Linked DNA regions of Homo sapiens: region 1 is linked to region 2. Evidence: read pairs that join two places in POLR2A ChIA-PET (ENCODE). Cell type or tissue: OCI-LY7. All regions are shown on one strand. Region 1 has its middle 4.7 kb from the start of MIDEAS. Region 2 overlaps NUMB (NUMB endocytic adaptor protein).

What was found. Peaks named below come from ENCODE experiments on the same cell type or tissue, not always from the same donor. Only the 100,000 strongest peaks of a DNase experiment are listed, where the experiment ranks them.
Region 1: POLR2A ChIA-PET joins it to region 2 with 9 read pairs; 1 of 35 experiments calls an interaction of 5 or more read pairs at or near these places.

Annotation. Positions count from the first base shown.
Region 1 is chr14:73,763,734-73,766,233 of GRCh38, forward strand. It overlaps a transcript of MIDEAS not described here. Among named protein-coding and RNA genes, the nearest start is that of MIDEAS, 4.7 kb to the left of the region's middle. In OCI-LY7, no CTCF peak of the experiment used is centred here; a DNase peak (open chromatin) is centred at 1,408; H3K4me3 peaks cover 1,030 bases; H3K27ac peaks cover 2,323 bases.
Region 2 is chr14:73,388,004-73,390,503 of GRCh38, forward strand. The region is part of intron 2 of NUMB (NUMB endocytic adaptor protein); the gene reads right to left. Among named protein-coding and RNA genes, the nearest start is that of NUMB, 69 kb to the right of the region's middle. In OCI-LY7, no CTCF peak of the experiment used is centred here; no DNase peak of the experiment used is centred here; H3K27ac peaks cover 804 bases.

The sequences.
Region 1 (2,500 bases), 380 kb after region 2:
ACAACCTCCAGGACCTCATTACCTACAATTACAACAGAAAAAAAAGAAGGGTGTAGAAAACACAGGGACTTAGGAAAACTGTCACTGACCTTCCCTGAACCTCACTTTTTAGGCCCATAACAGATGCACTGTTTAAGTGTTCATTGCATGAACAACGAAAGGATGCCCACCTTCCAGGGGCTTGAGAGGATCAAAAGGACAAAAAACTGCTTTATAACTCAATCATGCTATGTACATATAAGAGGCTACAATTAATTATTTTTACTGTTTTACCCTGTATCTCCTCCCCAACCTAGGTTATCCCTTCTTAAGAACCTAGTTCCAGCCCCAGCGTCATGGCTCACGCCTGTAATCCTAGCACTTTGGGAGGCCAAAGCGGGCGGATCATCTGAGTCCAGGAGTTCGAGACCAGCCTGGCTAACATGGTAAAACCCTGTCTCCACCAAAAATACAAAAGTTAGCCAGGTGTGATGGCGCACGTCTGTAGTCCCAGCTACTCGGGAGGCTGAGACATGAGAATTGCTTGAACCCAGGTGATGGAGGTTGCAGTGAGCCCAGATTGCCCCACTGTACTCTAGCCTGGGCAACAGAGGGAGACCCTGTCTCAAAAAAAAAAAAAAAAAAAAAAAACAAAACAAAACAAAAAAAAACCACCTAGTTCTTTTCCCTGAAAAGACCCCATGGGCCTCAGGTAACCCTCTCATGGGCACTGCCTAGAGAGACTTTTTCTGGCATTGACTCAATGTCTCATCAGGGGTGTCCTCCAACGCTTCTCTCCCAGCCTGTTCTTTGTGTCCTTTCCACCACACTTTTCCACAGGGCTGTCCTCCCAGCCTGAGTAGGAACACCCCTCCACCAGCTGTGTCTTCTCAGCCCTTTTTGCCAGGTCTTTTCTGAGCAAACCGCGAGCTCACAACCACCCCAGTCATGAAGTTAAGCCACTGTGTGCTGAGATGTCTCTGCACTGTCTTCTCTTTTATCCTTGGAAAAAACCCCAGGGGACCCTCCTCCTCCGCTCACATTGACTTCACCTGTTCTGGGGCAGGGCCATGCTTGCCACACCAGCCCACAGCTGTCTGTGTCCCTGGCCCTCCCACCTGCCCCCTCCCCAGCCTCCCTGCCCTGCAGGCCTGGGCCAGGTTCTGAGTGCCTTTGTCAGGCCTGAGAAGGAGCCTCTGTACATGTCCCCAGTTGCTGCTGTCACTCTGGGAGAGACGTCTGGCCGGGTGTAGGGAGAAGGACAAAACAGGTGTGGCTGCCAGGGAGGGCAGGCCAGCAGAGCCACAGGACTGAAACGCCCTTTCTTCACAGACCGAGAGCTGCCAACTTCTCAAAGGCCTCCCTTCAGCACAGTTCCATGCCCTCTGCAGAACTAGTCCCAGACAGACTTCCTCACTGGCTGTTCACTGGAGCTTGGCTTCCCTGTGTTGTGGCAATGGGCCAAGAGGAACAGGAACTCCAGAGACCCAATGTGTGCAACAGGGCATGCTTTAAAGCACTGATTTTAAATGAAAACAAATACTGATACATCATGGACTAGAATCCAACATTCATGCTTATGGGGGTGTACAGGTTAAGAGCACAGGCTGAGACCTGAGTCCAAATCTTGGCTCACACTAGCTTGATGACCTTCAGCGAGTTACTCAACCACTCATCTGCAAAATCGGAATGATAGTAAGAGCTTACTTAAACAGTGTCTGGCACACACTAAGTCTTTTATAAGTGTTGGCTATCATTTTTTCTCATCTATTTCCTTGCTTCTGGTTTTGCACACTTTACCATCCACACTGCCATCAGAGTGATCACACCTCTCTTCAGTAGCTCCCATCATCTACTGCATAAAGCTGAGACTGTTAGCTAGACTGTTAGGCACCTTTCCCACACGATCTGGCTCTGCCCCACTTCCCAGCCTCAGCCCACATGGCTAAACAACCTGAAGTTCTCCAAGATTCCTGCATTCTCACCCTCATATCTTCACACATGCTCCTTCTCTCGCCACCTTGATCCCCACATTATCCCACACCCAGATCTCCCACCAGACTTGACCTTAATGGCAGCTCTTCCAGGAAGCGTTCATTGACTCCTCCAAGTAGAGGAAGGACACTGGAGTGTATACTGTTGGAGCCCCAGATCTACTTTGTAAAGTTGGTACAATGTCCCCCAGATGCTCTGAGTGTTGGCTTTCAAGGACTCACAGCTACCCCATTCTCAAAAGGGGCCTTTGGTGGGACCAATTCAATAGTGGTGCAATTCATGCTCCAGCAGCAACACACACCTCCTTACTTGGCTTCTTCCCCGGCTCTACCCTGCTTCCCTTCCTCCCTTCCTCCAGAGACAATTTCTTAAATAAATCCCATGCACCCAAACCTCTGTCTTTGCTCCTAAGGACCAGACAGCCACTCTGTTCCCTAAACTCCCATGGCATCCTCTGTTTATCTTTACTCCATCACCTGCACATTGTTCTACACCTGCTTATTGCAGCATATCTGGAATCAGAGTG
Region 2 (2,500 bases):
AGCTACTAGAGGAGGATGACTTGAGACCAGGAGGTCAAGGCTGCAGTGAGCTATGATCATACCACTTCCAGCTTGGGCGACCAAGTGAGACCCTGTCTCTAAAAAAATAAAATAAAATAAAACTTCAGTTCCTCAAACTAGCCACATTTCAAGTGCTCGCTGGTTAATGGCTACCATATTGGATAGCATAAATATTGAACATTTTCGTTTCAGAAAGTTCTGGGCCAGGCATGAGCTCTTTCCACTACAAATTACCCAGTCTCGGGTATGTCTTTATTAGCAGTGTGAGAATGGACTAATACATTAAGAATTCTAATAGAAGAAACCTTATCACTAAAACTAAAATTCTGGAAAACCTTTCCTTGTAAGATATAACTTCCTTGTGGGGAAATATTTTTTAATTTAAAAAAGTCAAATAAATTTAAACTTTTAATGATTGTATTATAGCAGAAAGTAAATCTGGTGTTTATCAGAATAAGTTATTTATATAGAATAAAGTTGGTATCTTTTTTTTTCAGCTAGGCTTATGGCTGATCTAATTTAAAAATCAACGTTGTTTCTTTATTGTGGATCTGATAACTCAGTTTTACACTTTTAATCATTTGTAAATCAAATATTAAGGAAGAAACTTGACAGGTGTATATTTAACCAGCCACCTTCAAACTATAAAACCTTGAGGCTGAGTGCGGTAGCTCACGCCTGTAATCCCAGCACTTTGAGAGGCTGAGGCGGGCGGATCACTTGAGGTCAGGAGTTGGCAACCAGCCTGGCCAAAATATAGTGAAAGCCCGTCTCTAATAAAAAATACAATGGGCCGGGCGCAGTGGCTCACGCCTGTAATCCCAGCACTTTAGGAGGCCGAGGTGGGCGGATCACGAGGTCAGGAGATCAAGACCATCCTAGCTGACACAGTGAAACCCCGTCTCTACCAAACAAAATACAAAAATTAGCAGGGCGTGGTGGCGGGCGCCTGCAGTCCCAGCTACCAGAGAGGCTGCGGCAGAAGAATGGCGTGAGCCCGGGAGGCGGAGCTTGCAGTGAGCCAAGATGGCGCCACTGCACTCCAGCCTAGGCGACAGAGCAAGACTCTGCCTTAAAAAAAAAAAAAAAAAAAAAAATTAGCTGGATGTGGTGGTGCGCACCTGTACTCCCAGCTACTTGAGAAGCTGAGGCAAGAGAATCGTTTGAACCCGGGAGTCTGAGGTTGCAGTGAGCCAAGATTGCGCCACTGAACTCCAGCCTGGGTTACAGAGCGAGACTCCATCTCTCAAAAAAAAAAAAAAAAAAAAACAAAAACAAAAACACTGGTCTCTGTTTTATACATATCTTCTCTTTATTTATTTTTTTGAGACGGAGTCCTGCTCTGTCACCCAGGTTGGAGTGCAGTGGCACCACTGCAATCTTTGTCTCCCAGGTTCAAGCGATTCTCCTGCCTCAGCCTCCTGAGTAGCTGGGACTACAGGTGCGTGCCACCACACCCGGCTAATTTTTTGTGTTTTTAGTAGAGACAGGGTTTCACTGTGTTAGCCAGGATGATCTTGATCTCCTGACCTTGTGATCTGCCCGCCTCGGCCTCCCAAAGCACTGGGATTACAGGCATGAACCTCCAAAGTGCTGGGATTATAGGTGTGAACCACCGTGCCCGGCCCATCTCTTCATTTTATAAGGAGGGCAAAAGTTTAAAGTTAATACTATTCTCATGTTCAAAGATAAGGAAGTTCACACATGAAGAAAATGACTTTGAAATTATATAATTCAATAGTCACTGTTTAAAATGGGATAATAATGTATACCTCCTGATTTCCACTTGCATTCATTCCTCTTCAATGTACTACCTTAAATGATACTATCAGAAACACACAGGTTATGTGCACCACCTTATCCTATAGGTTTATATACCAAAAGACCACCAAAAGTTTAATCTACATTTTATATACTTATTACAAAAATGAAATATACCAAAAAACATTATAACATAACCCATGTTAGGAAAACATGTAAAGAACATTTTTAAAAAATAAAGGAAAATGACAGATGAGAAAAGAAAAAATATAAATCCATAATAGAAATATTTGATCCAACATTCTATTTCTAGGGGCTATACTAAGGGCATAATATAAGTACACAAAGGTAAATGTAAAAGAATGTTCATTGTAATACCATTTGTGATAGTAAAAATTATAAGCTTAATTATCAAAAAATGGGAACAAGTTGAATAGATTATGGTATATCTAAACCACGGCATACAATGTGACTTTTAAAATTATTAAGTGCTAAGAGGAGCCCCTCCTCCAAGAACATATTAGCATATTGGAATAGAGGGCAAATGTAGTTTGAAAAAACATTCCAAAGTTATCATTGGTTTGATTTGCTTTTAGAAACAGTAATTAATTTATTTTGAAATTTTATTAAACATTAAAGTGAGATTTTTGTATTTATCAAAGGAATTTTTCATGTTATCTGTTCAAACATCAAAGATCCAATCTTTCTTTGAAGCCTT